3 separate regions of the Homo sapiens genome follow, and regions 1 and 2 are each linked to region 3. A link is a contact called in ENCODE Hi-C or POLR2A ChIA-PET data. All regions are on one chromosome and are shown on one strand. Each heading gives the region's core, a stretch centred on a gene start or an enhancer-like site at or near the end of the contact. The rest is flanking DNA. Distances are from core to core; before and after follow the strand shown. Region 1 overlaps LOC105377161 (a long non-coding RNA gene). Region 2 overlaps LOC105377161 (a long non-coding RNA gene). Region 3 overlaps SHQ1 (SHQ1, H/ACA ribonucleoprotein assembly factor).

Region 1 (4,500 bases), core at 1,741-4,240, 140 kb before region 3:
CTGGAATACAGTGGCACTATCTCAGCTCACTGCAACCTCTGCCTCCCCAGTTCAAGCAATTCTCCTGCCTCAGCCTCCCAAATAGCTGGGATTACAGGCTCCCCCAACCACACCCAGATAATTATTGTATTTTTAGTAGAGACACGGTTTAGCCATGTTGGCCAGGGTAGTCTCGAACTCCTGACCTCAAGTGATCCGCCTGCCATGGCCTCCCAAAGTGTTAGGATTATAGGCATAAGCCACTGAGCCTGGCCTGGAGTCACAAATTTTGGAGGGAGATGAGGAGGCAGAGAAGGAGAACTCAAGTCATTGTCTAAGGCTTTCAAATAGGAAAGCATCATGGTGGTGGCTAACAGCCTTTTGTGGGGCAACATGAGGCCACACCCCAGGGATGAGAAGCAGCCCATACTTTAGCGATGCATTCTATAGCTATGAATTATCACCAATACAGTAACAATAGTGACTACTGAGCACTCTGCATGCCTAGATTTCATACTGACTTTCAGTGCTTTACTGCCATTAACCCAATGACTTGATGCATCAGGCAGAGCACATCTGTTGTGGGTGACAAACCCCAACTCAAACTGGCTTATGCCAAAATGGGCATTTATGGGTTCCTTAACTGAGAGATTCAAGGGAGTATTCTTGGCTTCAGGAACCACTAAATCCAGGGTCTCAAACAAAGTTTCTCAAACGGGATTCTCTCTCCCTCTCTGTCTCCCTCTCCTCCCCCATCCCCACCAATCTCCCTGTTTCTTTCTTTTTTTTTATTTCCAGGAAAATTGGATACCAGTAGCTCAAGTCTGTGCTCTTACAACTCATAATATAAAAGCAAGATACGCTGTCTTCCAACAGCCCCATGTCATATCTCATGGAGGGACTCTGATTAGGCCACTCCCTTAAATCAGTTTCTGTGGACAGGGACATGGGGCACAATGATTTTCTGGGACTAGATCACATGCTCACTCCCTTCACCCAATAGGGATTGGGGGAACAGGGGTTGCCAGTCCCACCAGACACACATGGGATGGTCATATCCTAATTGAAAAAGGGATGACCAGCAGAGAGAAATAACCCAGATTCATTAGTGTTAATATCCCCATTTTATAGAAAAGGTAATTGAGATTAGAGAAACTGCAAACCCGCCCAAGATCTCCTAACAAAGTCAAATATGTCTGTCTCCAGTTCAAAGGTCTCATCAGTACTCAGTGATGCTTCTTCCACCTGCTAATCTCATAGGATCCTCTAACCCACGCAGGAAGTTTATAGGCAGGATTATCTCCCTTTCCAAAAGCCAGAACAATAACCTGGCACCCTCAATCCAGACCCTGGCACCAATGCCACATCTGACCCAGCACACCCAGGTCACCCAAGGAGCCTCCCGTCCCGACCCAGATTGCAGCAAGAGCCAGGCTGGAGCTTAGGAATGCAGCACTGATTATCCCCACTCACCTCCACTGGCAGGTGAAACTCTGCCATGGCATTCCTTTGCTTTTGGAGTGAAGACCCAAACTCTTACCTAGGGTAAAGGTCCTGAACATCTGGCCCCCGTTCACCCGCTGGCCTCTTCTTCTCCATTCTCTGTCCCAGTAACACTGTTCTTACATTCCATGAAGGTGCTTTGCTTCCTCTCACCCCAGGACCTTTGCATATTCTGTTCCTTCTGCTTGGAATGCTCTTTCCTCTGATCTTCACCTAGAAAACTCACCCTTCAAGCCAGGGGCAGTGGCTCATGCCTGTAATCCTAACACATTAGGAGGCTGAGGCAGGCAGATCACTTGAGGTCAAGAGTTCAAGACCAGCCTGGCCAATATAGTCAAACCCCATTTCTTCTAAAAATACACAAATCAGCCATGCATGGTGGAAGGTGCCTGTAGTCTCAGCTACTTGGGAGACTGAGGTGGGAGAATCGCTTGAACCCGAGAGGCGAAGGTTGCAGTGAGACGAGAACACGCCACTGCACTCCAACCTGGGGGACAGAACGAGATTTCATCCCGCCTCACCCCTCAAAAAAAAGAAAAGCAAACTCATCCTTCAAATCAGCTCCTTGAGGAACCCTCCACACCTCCATAGTCGGGGTCAGTGTCTCTGTAGACCATCGTGGAAACTCAAAGCATTTGCTGAGGTTATGAGAATACATTTACGTGGAATTATCTGGTGAAAACATGTGTCTCCCAATAGATGTAAGATCATCAGAGCAAGGATCATACCCATGTTTCTAGTCACCATTCCTAGCAGTTAGCCCAGGGCCTGCCCCAGAAAAAACCCTCAAAAAACATTTATTAAACAAATGAAAGGAAGAGAGAGAGGGAAGGAAGACGGAGAGAGGGAGAGAGGAGTTTTCTGTGCCTCAATTAAAGATTCCATGTAGTAAACCACAAGCATTTCAAAGATGTTGATTGACCTCTTAAACTAGAATGAACATGAAGAAAATAAAACCATTACAAGCATTAGAGGATTTATTGGCTAAGCCTGGCTGCTTTTCGTATTATTCCCTATGTTTTCCTTTTACTGGAACCACAGGACCAAAGTCCAGGGCATGGGGGGAGACAGGAAGCGACAGAAACGGAAAAAATAAAGGAAGGAAAGAGAGAAGGAAAGACAGACAGGAAGAATAAAATAGAGGGAAGAGGGTGGATGGAGGATAGGAAGAAGAGTTCAAGAAGGGTGGGAGGAACCCACCTAAGCCTGATAATTCTCAATGAGGATGGAAAGTAAATAATGCAGGGTCATTCTGCAAGCCCACACTGAAATACACAAACCCCACTACGCCCAGGAGCTGGCATGGTATGGGCCCATGACAGGCCATTAAATGGAAGCTAGACAGAAAATATGATCCATGGAATTAAAGGCCTTAGAAGGAGGCTTGCTCTGAAGCAAAAAGAAGGAAACAAAGATCAGGGCTGACATAGGGAGGGAGTAGAAAGAGTGCGGAATGTGTCACGCCCTTCCTCTGCCAGGAGACCTCTGTCTTCCCCTGTGGCTATGATGACAATATGAAGGGATGTTTATTGCTAACACAGCAAAATGTGGTCCAGTGGCCAGGAGTTTCCCTGGCATGATTCATTCATGTTCTGAGCAAATGAACAAGAGTTTGCATTGTTGGAGGGGTTGTGGCACACATAAGGTAGTGGGGCGAAAGTGTGGAGATGTGGCCGCTCGTGTCAGCAGTCGCTGGAGGCAGGTACAGATGCTGCACACTGATGGAGTCCCTGCAAAATCCCCACCTCTCAACTCAGGTTCTGGGAGCCCTGGGGAAACACAATGTGGACCTTGGTTTTACTGTAAAGAATAGCAAGCATGTGTATTCTCTTGGGAAGGGCAGACGGCCTCAGGCCAGCATCTCAGATGCTGCTTTTTAAGCAAGGAGGAGTTTACAAAAAGATAGGAATACAAGCAAAAACAATAGGAAGGATGACTGCAAAAAGGAGGGAGAATTGCTAAGGTAGCAACTTGGGGGATGAGATGCCTGGTGAAATGTCTGAGGGGAAATCAAGTAAACCTCCTCCACCAACTCCACTCCTATGCCCCCATCCCTAGGCAGTTTGTTCCTGCTGGGACCATTCGTTCAGTGCTAGAACTCACAAAACCCTTTCTGACAGGCAAACATAGATAATTTACTGACTCATGTAATTGAAAAGCCCAAGGATTAAATGGTATCAGGCATGGCTGGATCCAGGAGCTCATGAAGTGCTATCAAGACTGTTTTTCTCCCTCTGTCTCTTGGATCTGTTTCTGTCTCTGCTGGCAGGATGTCTCCAGTCCTAATAGGGGTGGTGGCAGCCATCCCTGCCTAAGGGGTGCTTCTCTTTCTCAATAGTTTCCAAAAAATCTCAGGCCTGAGTCTTATTGGCCACGGTTGGGACACGTGCCATCCCCAGAGCCAGGGATAAGGAGTGAGTCCCAGCCAGATCGAGGTGTTAATAGCCAAATGATGACAAATGGCTATTGTACAGACAAAAACAACAGATGTAACCACAGAAGCTGTGTGGATAGCCACAAGATAATAGCACCCCTCCCCCACGAATTTAAACACAGATGCTGGTTGCTAGGGAGGGATGCTGAGGTCAACACACACATTGGTTATTTTCTGAAACAGAGAGAGCTTGGTGGAAAAGATTCCTCTCCTGGCTGGTCGTTGGGAGTTTTCTTGGCAAATCCATTCTGAATCTCCAGAATTAGCAGACCTAGAGGAGGCATGTGAAGACTTTGCTGGAATGCTATTCATTCATTCATCACTCTCTCACCTCCTTCTTATTCTTCAACTCTGCCATCTGCCTTCTTCCCATATATCACAAGGGGAACTGTCCTTATGAAAATTGCCAATGACTCCTCTCTTGTGGATCCTATGGAATTTTGCTCCTTTCCTTCCTGGGTCTCTCAGGAGAACCTTCTGGAAACATGCTTTACCCATGGCTCTGCTCCCATTCTTCCCATCCTCCCACTGTGAGTACATTTACTCCTGTGCCTTCAGTTTCCATCTCTGTATTGGGTCCCAGT
Region 2 (4,508 bases), core at 1,512-4,011, 230 kb before region 3:
TCAAACTCCTGACCTCAGGTGATCCACCCTCCTTGGCCTCCCAAAGAGCTGGGATTACAGGTGTGAGCCACCATGCCCAGCCTCAAATAGTTATTGAATTCCAGCTTTGACTCAATGCTAAGAGGGGAGCATCAAGGGGTGTTGAAAGCTTAAAAGGGAGCGCTGAGGACCCTTGGTGAGCCAGGTGCTCTTCCAGTGCCCGTGGATGTGGCTGTGTAACTCAGTCGCTTCCCTGCTTTCTTCGTGGGGCCTAACGTAAGTGTTTCTCCTTTTCAGCTCTCCCCTTTCTCCTCTTAATATCTACATTGCCTGTTGCCTCAACTACTCAATCCTGTGCAGCTTTGCTTTCTCAATGTAAAGCGCTGTCGTCTCTCAGGTACATTTTGAGTCTTATGAATGATAGTTATCACTGATTTGAGGACATATCCTGTGCCAAGCAGTCTCTATGCTCTCACACTGTTCAGCAATTGCAATATCCTCACAACCATCCTTCTTCTTCTTCTCATGATCCCATTGTCTTAGTCCCGGAGGAAGTAACCCTGAGACAGGGACTCAGAGCACCTGGTTTACTTGGCAGTTTAAAGAAACATGGGCAGGTCAGTGGGGAGGTCATGGAAGGGAGGGTGTATTATCAGTCAAGTTCACCCTGGGGGAAAACCAGAGCCAAATCCCGCTGGGGAAATTCTGAGAAGTGGCATAGAATGCGTCTCAGAATCACCGTACCCAGGGGGTGAAGGAGTTGGGGTGCTTATTCACCAATTCCCACCAGACGCTGGTTGAGGGCTGTGTGTAGGTGGGAATGGCACTAATTCCTGGGCACTGCTGGCACCTGCAAGGGCAGGCAAAGTGGGCATCGGCAGCCTGAGAAAGCCCCCAGGGGAAGAAATGGAGGTGCCAGAGTACACTGAAGTGGTGAGGACGGAGGGCCTACTACGCCCATATTACAGATAAGTAAACAGAGGCTTCGAGGAGTCAGTCCAAGGTCACATGGCTAGGAACTATCAGAGCCAGGATGAACTGAAGTCTTTCTGGCTCTAAAACAACATAAAATGCCCCTTGAGAGGCATTATCTTATCTTAACCTCCAGTAACCCTTACAGCTCTTTGCACAGGGCTAAGAACCCAGTAAAGAATCCAAAACTGCTTCCTGATTGAGGAGCCTGAACGATGAGGAGCTTCTTAGACCCACAGAATAACAAGGCTTTTTTTCTTTGTTTGTGTTTTTGAGACTGAGTCTCACTCTATTGCCCAGGCTGGAGTGCAGTGGCGTGATCTCGGCTCACTGCAACTTTGGCCTCCTGGGTACAAGCGATTCTCTTGCCTCAGCCTCCTGAGTAGCTGGGACTACAGGTGAACACCACCACGCCTGGCTAATTTTTTTATTTTTAGTAGAGACAGGGTTTCACCATGTTGGCCAGACTTGCCTCAAACTCCTGACCTCAGATGATCCGCCTGCCTCGGCTTCCCAAAGTGCTGGGATTACAGGCGTGAGCCACCATGCCAAGCCAATAACAAGCTTTTAAATGTGCCTCCCTTCTCCATGATAGCAGGTGCGATCACCTAGTTTCTGAATACATTCATGAGTGTCTCGACCCCTTTTTACCTTATCACCTCTTGGACTTGTTTGAAAAGAGGAAAACAGGCCCACAGTCAACGACGGCTTCCTGTCATGAAGCTGAGGCCAGAACTGGAGTTGCTACTCTTGGTCTTCAGCAAAAATTCAAATGCCCATGCAATCCTTTTTTTCCCCTCCATGAAATTCCCCTAACTCGGTTAAAGAAAAAAAGTCAGTCAATTTACATGGTAACAGAAAAGGACAGGGCCTGGTATAAAATATTCCCCCATCTGCACCGGAGGGCACGGCCTACACGCTTCAAGAGCACAGCGGAGGCCCCGGGGATTTGTTTTTCTTTCCCTGACCCGGGGACTCTGATCTCTCACTTAACCTCTGACCTCTTCAATTCAGATAACAGGGAACTGGCAGCTGGGTTGGGGGCAGCTCTGAATGCCACTGGACTCCGCCTGGGTTCATTCTGGCCATGGAGACAGAACAAAGGGAGGTGGCCCTTCCCCGTGAAGCACCCCAGGGCGGCAGGCAGTCCTGTGGGGGCCCCTGCTCAGGTGCCCACCCCGGGGAGCATAGAGGGTTACCTCATTACAGCTAATGCCATTTAGAGCCTACTTTGTGCGGACAGGAAAAAAAATTAAAGCAACATCAATACCTTGATTTGACTCCATTTAAAAACTTCAGACTGAAATAGGCCTCAGCAAAGATCCATGCCCCTCCCTGCAGAGAGGCCTTTTTCCTCCCTACCTTAGGCCTCATTTAAAACAGGGCTATAGTCTGCATTTTAACAGCAGCTATTTAGAGGTGGGTATGAGCCACTTGTTTGAAATTGAATCAGCCATTTTTATTAAGCCATATATTTTCATTCTTGCCGGTGACGCTGGGAGACGATTTTCCAGCCTCTCTGTTTTGCTTTCCAGTGTATTTTCATTGGGAGGAGAGCTGCAAATCCAGGCCCTGCAACCTCCAATTACCCTGCTCCAACCCCATGCTGCTGGGTTGGACCCAACTCTTCACAGCAACCTCAGAAACAATGAATTTTAACCCCCGCACCCGCAACACCAAAACAAATTCCTTCCTAAATAAGGAGCCCGTTGGCTCCTTCCTAGCTGAATTCCCAGCCCCCATCTCCCAACTCCAGTTTCCAGTTTTGTGGCTGCCGCTGCTCCTGCTTGCTGGTGACTTGGCAGCTCAGCAGTGACCACCCACGGTCGTGCCCCAGGGCTGGATGACTACTTAATCTCTGCTAGGAGTTTGGCAAGAGGCTATTCACTGCCTTTAGACAATTAGACATCTCGAGGGACAGACATTTTTTTGGAGCCTCTAGTTCCCAGCTGCATGTGGGTGGGCCTTTTATTCATTCATTCATTCATTCACTGATACATTCATTCACTCACTTATTTATTCTTTCGTTTATTCATTGATTGCTTTGGAACAGCACCTGACACAGAAGGATGACAGCATGTCAGTAGCTGTCATTCATATCCACAGCCAACATTTATCAGGGACCTCCTACTATGTACCAGGAACTGAAGATGAAATAAATAAAACCCAGCCTCTGCCTTCGTGAGATCATACTATCAGAATGTGGTTTTGCACATTGGGATCACTCGGGGAGCTTTTAAGAAAAGCCTATACTAGGCCCCACCCGCAGAGATTCCGATGTGATTAGTCCATGGTGGGGCCAAGGTATCTGCATTTTGTAAAGGCTTCCACATGTTTCTAACGTGCAACCAGGGCTGAAAGCCACGGCTCAAGAAGGAAGGGCAGATAAGGAGACAGCTCTGCCCCAGGGTGAGGAGGGCAAGAGTAAAGTTCTGTGGATGCAAGGAGAGATGGACTCTAACCCTGCCTGAGGTCAGGAAGGCTTTCTAGAGGAAGGAGGCCTGAAGACAGAAGTCAGCATGGGATGGGCCAAGGTACTGGGAAAGGAGAAAGGGGGAGAAGATTCCAGGAGATGGGAACAGCACAGCAATGGCCTGGGTTGAAGGCAAGCATTGCACGTAGGACAATTTCCGATGATTGCATATGGCTGGAGTTGTGTGTGAGAGAAGGGAGCAGGGGATGGAGGAGACAGCTGGCCGAGCAACCCTGCTAAGGGACTAACAGGGTGTTTTGTCATCCATGTAAGGGGTTCAAACACTGCCTAAAAGCAATAGGGAGCAGAGGAGGGAAATGATTAATTTTGCATTTTATTTTATTATTTTTAAATTAATTTACTTATGTATTTTTGAGACGGAGACTCGCTCTGTCACCCAGGCTGGAGTGCAGTGGTATGATCTCGGCTCACTGCAACTTCCGCCTCCTGGGTTCAAGCGATTCTTGTGCCTCAGCCTCTCGAGTAGTTGGGATGACAGGTGCATGCCACCACACCCAGCTAATTTTTTTTGTATTTTTAGTAGAGACGGGGTCTCCCTAGGTTGCCCAGGTTGGTCTCAAACTCCTGGCTCAAGTGATGCACCCGCCTCAGCCTCCCAAAGTGCTGGAATTACAGGCATGAGCCACCACGCCCAGCCAATTTTGCATTTTAGAAAACTCCTGGCCGGGCGCAATGGCTCACGCCTGTAATCCCAGCACTCTGGGAGGCCGAGGCAGGCAGATCACGAGGTCAGGAGATCAGGACCATGCTGGCTAACATGGTGAAACCCCGTCTCTACTAAAAAAAATACAAAGAAATTAGCCAGGCGTGGTGGTGGGTGCCTGTAGTCCCAGCTACTCAGGAGGCTGAGGCAAGAGAAGGGCGTGAACCTGGGAGGCGGAGCTTGCAGTGAGCCGAGATCATGGTGCCATTGCACTCCATCCTGGGCAAAAGAGCGAAACTCTGTCTCAAAAAAAAAAAAAAAGAAAAGAAAACTCCTTCAGCTGTAGAATGGACTAGAGCGCAGCCAGACAGGAAGCCAGGTGAGAAATGACAATGACTGGACGCAGGGATGTATCAGTTT
Region 3 (4,903 bases), core at 1,076-3,575:
CCTCAGTTCTATATCTGCAAGGAACTAAATTCTGCCAACAATCATGTGAGATTGGAAGAAGACCTTGAGCTCCAGGAAAGAACACAGCCTCCAACATCTGTTTTTTAAAAAAATAAGATGGATATCTTTGGCTACAGCCTTGCAAGACCTTACACAGTGGACCCAGCTAAGCCTGGCCCAACTTCTGACTCATGGAAACTGAGATCATGAATGTACACTGTGTGAAGCTTGTGATAATTTGTTATGCAGCAAGAGAAAACTAAAACAGTGACTTATCATTGTTATTTCACTTAGTATTTCTCCAATTGCTCAACTTTAAGCACTAGTTCCTTGGTTTGTAGGCAATCTGGATTTGCACTCTTATGAGTGACCCATTCGAATGTGTTTTGTCCAGTTTTTTTCTATTGGATGGCTTGTCTTGTCAAATTAAGAATCCTGTATATTATAGATATAAACCCTAATCATCTTTCCAAAGCTACCATATCTCTACTGACTTTGTTTATGGTACCTTTTGCCATTGAAACACTTATTTTTCATGTAGTCAAATATGTCCATTTTTTTTTTAAGACAAGATTCTGGATTTATAGCTTTAGTTAAGGTTTCCCCAATCCTTGAATTGTACATGAAGTCTCTTTAAGATTAAATTTATTATCCATTAAGTGGAGGTACAGCATCATAAACAAAGGTCCTCATCCTGGTCTTCATATTGAGTAGGCTGAGGAATAAGAGGAAGAGGAAGGGTTGGTTTTGCTATCTCAGGGGTGGCAGAGGCAAAAGAAAATCCCCATATAAGCAGACCTATGCATTTCAAACATGTTTTGTTCAAGGGTCAACTGTATTTAATTTAAAATTTACTGGATTTAATTAATAAGACAGATAAACTGAGTGTTGACTGCCTCATTGGAGGACGCATCTGAAGTTCCTTAATTTAAATAAAAGCTCTCAGTTCATTTTAAGCAATTTGATTTAAGGAAATGGCATGAAGGCATATACTCACTGCAGGAAGAAAGCATACCTGACAAAATATTTTATGACTCCTTGTATTTAGCAAGAAGGTTAGAGACAGTATTCCCTTAGGTATGGTTTTTGAGATGTTCATTAATTTAGCTAATGGGAAAATGCCAGGTGTTCATGATCTCTGACTAGAGAAAAGTCTTTATATCCTAGTTGACTAATAGACCCCTGCTCCCACATAATTCTCAATCACAAAGTAAGCATGCCCAGAAACTATTTAGCAACATGTCAACTCTCTACATATTTATGCCTTCATTTTTAAGTAATCATACCTATCGACGTTTATCCATTTATAAAAGTTGACCTAGGCAATGTAGGTTCTGACGTTACATTATCCACATGTAAGTATTTCTACATTAGTCATTTTCAATAACTGTGCACAGAAGAAAAACCTACTTGAATTATTCTTCTGAATTCTTGGATACTAGGAGCTGCTAGACTTTCCCTAAAACACTTCCACCTTTTACTGAGCATTTATAAGTTCCACTGTGGCCTACTTCATTAATAACACACAAATGCATTTAAATTCTGAAATTCAAGCAAAGAAATCAGAGATGATAAATAACAATAACAACAAACCAGGAAATCACTAGAGAAACCAAAAGTCTGAGCTCCCTAAGGCCTTTTTTATTAGAGCTGTAAATCATATCACCCAAAGGGGAACTTGGGGGAAGTTTGCACACAATCAAGTCTAACCTAGCAGCAGTACTGGAAATAACTACAGATGCAGTGCCAACAATGCTTGGATGATTGCCACCATGAATAACATTTGTCAAGCATTTGTATGACTTAGCTACACTACAAAGCAGCTTTGCTATATAGTTCACAATGTTTTGGCTAATTATACTTTTAAAAATAATCTCCAGTGAAACAAAAGTCAGCTGAACTCTCAATACATTTGAGGAGGAAACTGGTGCCCTAGCATTGAAGCAAATGGCCAAGGACCACCTCCCAACATCAAAAACCCCACCAATATGTCTGAAGGCTGCAAAGGGACTATCAAAATGAAAGATGTCTGCAAGGTAGTCACTTTTCTCTTCCAAATATTTTCTAATTTTGTTACTTTTAAATCCTCCCTTCCTCTCTAAATCCCCCTCCCAAACATCCCTCTTATCTGGGTCAACAATTAAATCACAAAGGATCTCAATGCTCTCAGAGTAACGCACATCTGTCTATTACATTGTACATTCACTGGAACCAGATCAAGGGAACCAGAAAAAATTGTGCTGCATTCAAACCTTCAGCCTAAATGGGTAGCCCTGCAGTGCTACAACTTTCAAAGTTGACACTGACAGTTATCTCTACAAACACTGAAGGGCTCACTGGTGCCAAACAGGATGTCCCTGCTAGGAAGTTCATTGACTATAAATGTTACGTGGTGTCATAACAAGCAATAACGTGCCAAGACTCTGGAGCTTCAGATTAACCACTGAAAGACAACATGGGAAATGCGGTGAGTTCATCCTCATGAAACCAGAGCTCAGGGGAAGCACGGCGTTTAACACTTCCATTTACAAGCCTTTGGGGAGGAAAATCTGGATCACTACAAAGCTGGAGAAAAGTCTCCCTGTTGTAACTCAGGGCTGTGATGAAAACGACAAGAATTACAACCAAGGGAGAAAAAGAGGGAGCAAAGTTCACCACCTAAGGCTTATCTGGAATTCAAAGCAATCTAGGTTAATATTTTATGATACAGAATGAATCAAAGGTACACCCCTCACCTGCACTGTTGTATCTGCCTGGCGACACCTGATGAGGAGGTGTTAAACAGACAACAGCCCACGCTATGACACAAAGAGGAAGAAGGCCAGAGAGGCAAAGAACAAAGAGGAAGAGGAGAAAAGGTACAGCAGCATGCACCATAGTTCAGCAGAAAACTGTGATGTTTATTTCTTGGTTTATTTCTTTTCCCCCATATTTTATCCTGGCTCAACACACTTCAATTTATTCCTCCAATTCTGAGTGCCCCAAATATTTGAACCAGGATTTTTCAAATGAGAGAGAAATCTTGTTAACAAGGAACTTTCCCTTAAAGCTTTCTAAATGTATAAAAATTGTAATTTCACAGAGAAACCATCCAACTCCTGGCTCTCCTGTGACTGATTTTACTCTACAATAATAATTTCTAACATTTACAGGATTTTAAATACATCGTTTCATTCAATCTCAGGACAACTCTGAGGTAGGTACAGCATTCCACAGCAACCCAAAGGTGCAAGATCATATCGCAGGCATGTGGTGGAACAAGAAGTCCAACCCCAAGCCTACATTTAGTTTATATCTTACATTTGGTATTATTAGAAGAGACACGCTGTTCGACACAAAGCTCAAGTTCGTCTACCTTAGATCACATGTCCTTGCTATTTTTAAAGGTGGTTTTTAGAATGAATCACCATAATGGCTTTGCAGACTATGACTGTTCCTGATGCACCAGCCTGGCTATCAGTCATGGGTCAGATGAAGGGTCAGGAGGGCAGGTGGTTAAAAGGACTGAGTGGCTTGATCTCCTGCTAAAATTACACAAAGAAGACTAAGAGCATTGCTGACACAGAAAACTGGACTGAGAACAAGCTACAGTTTATCAAAGTAGAGCAAGTTAGAATTTAAATCAAAGGGAACGCCTTCTCTTGATTTTTAGGGCAACTAGCTCACCCTGGTGGACAGAAAACTCAACTACGCAACCATCAATTTTCTCCCACACCACCTCATTAAAATACCGTGCTAAAATTAGGGAAACTGACTCAAACCAGTTGACACACTTGATGATTTAAGTTTGTTCAAACTTCATGATCAGATCTACCTAGCATGTACAATTAACTATCTATATTCTGTTAGCAATCCTAAACCTGAAAATTTGTCTATATATACATAATGTGAGAAGTCTCTGAAAGCTGCTTAAACTCAAATATAAAAGTCAGGATTTGTTGAAAACGACAATAAATCTATAACAAAGAGTCACTATAGGCCGGGCGCGGGAGCTCACACCTGTAATCCCAGCACTTTGGGAGGCCGAGGCTGGCGGATCACAAGGTCAGGAGATCGAGACCATCCTGGCTAACAGGGTGAAACCCCGTCTCTAGTAAAAACACAAAAAATTAGCCAGGCGCGGTGGCCGGTGCCTGTAGTCCCAGCTACTTGGGAGGCTGAGGTAGGAGAATGGCGTGAAACCGGGAGGCAGAGCTTGCAGTAAGCCGACATTGTGCCACTGCACTCCAGCCTGGGCGACAGAGCAAGACTCCGTCTCAAAAAAAAAAAAAAAAAAAGAGTCACTATAATGAGCTTCTGTTATGCAATAAAGCTAATCCTCTATTTTCTAAAATATTATAGTAGCAATTTTTTGATCTGGTAGAACTCACCTAAACTTTAATAAAACTTAACCATAAAAACATTTATTACAATATTTATAGATATTTACTGAGTACCTTTATATAACAGGCACTATACTAGACACTGAAAAAATAGCAGATAACAGGCTATTGCATTGATATGCAGAAAATAAAAAACTGTGATGCATTAGAGACCCTGTAGCTACTTCAGAATGAGTGGTCAAAGAAGGCCACTATATATACTATTTGCAACTGCAGAAAACAGGAAGTCACCCAAATGTCCACCAGTAGTAAACAGCCCAAATATCCATCAATCATGAAAAAAATATCCAACCGGATACTATGTAATCATGAAAAGCTTCAGGTAGATCTCTACATACTAATATGGAAGATGTGCAACACACACTACAAATTGAAAACAAGGTACAAACCGGGTATACGTGAGTCTATGTGTAGACATTTCTTAAAGCGACTGTTTAGATGTGGGAATATATATTTTTAAAATATCCCCAAAATTGCTAATAGTGATTACTTCCGGGAAGAAGAACTTGGGGTGGGAAGAG

Evidence for each region. A loop is a pair of places that touch in the nucleus more often than their neighbours do. ChIA-PET counts read pairs that join two places held with the same protein, here RNA polymerase II (POLR2A). Pooled maps may share reads with other maps.
Region 1: a map of right cardiac atrium shows a loop between it and region 3 (2.8-fold over the local background). The contact joins two enhancer-like sites. A Hi-C loop is called at or near these places in 78 of 168 maps with a recorded cell type or tissue (A673, B cell, CD4-positive, alpha-beta T cell and 45 more), 37 of 37 single-sample maps with no recorded cell type and 44 of 50 pooled maps. POLR2A ChIA-PET finds 5 or more read pairs at or near these places in 12 of 52 experiments (CD4-positive, alpha-beta T cell, CD4-positive, alpha-beta memory T cell, CD8-positive, alpha-beta T cell and 9 more).
Region 2: a map of GM12878 shows a loop between it and region 3 (2.5-fold over the local background). The contact joins two enhancer-like sites. A Hi-C loop is called at or near these places in 1 of 168 maps with a recorded cell type or tissue (GM12878), 18 of 37 single-sample maps with no recorded cell type and 7 of 50 pooled maps. POLR2A ChIA-PET finds 5 or more read pairs at or near these places in 1 of 52 experiments (activated B cell).

Annotation. Positions count from the first base shown.
Region 1 is chr3:72,676,046-72,680,545 of GRCh38, forward strand. The region is part of intron 5 of LOC105377161 (a long non-coding RNA gene); the gene reads right to left. Among named protein-coding and RNA genes, the nearest start is that of SHQ1, 170 kb to the right of the region's middle. Within about 2 kb of position 2,991, at least 2 of the 41 ENCODE cell types and tissues checked have a DNase peak (open chromatin) inside an H3K27ac peak, as active enhancers do.
Region 2 is chr3:72,588,995-72,593,502 of GRCh38, forward strand. The region is part of intron 10 of LOC105377161 (a long non-coding RNA gene); the gene reads right to left. Among named protein-coding and RNA genes, the nearest start is that of RYBP, 140 kb to the left of the region's middle. RefSeq lists an enhancer at 1,566-2,393. Within about 2 kb of position 2,762, at least 12 of the 41 ENCODE cell types and tissues checked have a DNase peak (open chromatin) inside an H3K27ac peak, as active enhancers do.
Region 3 is chr3:72,818,891-72,823,793 of GRCh38, forward strand. All of the region lies in intron 6 of SHQ1 (SHQ1, H/ACA ribonucleoprotein assembly factor), which reads right to left. Among named protein-coding and RNA genes, the nearest start is that of SHQ1, 27 kb to the right of the region's middle. RefSeq lists enhancers at 3,357-3,406, 3,427-3,706. Within about 2 kb of position 2,326, at least 13 of the 41 ENCODE cell types and tissues checked have a DNase peak (open chromatin) inside an H3K27ac peak, as active enhancers do.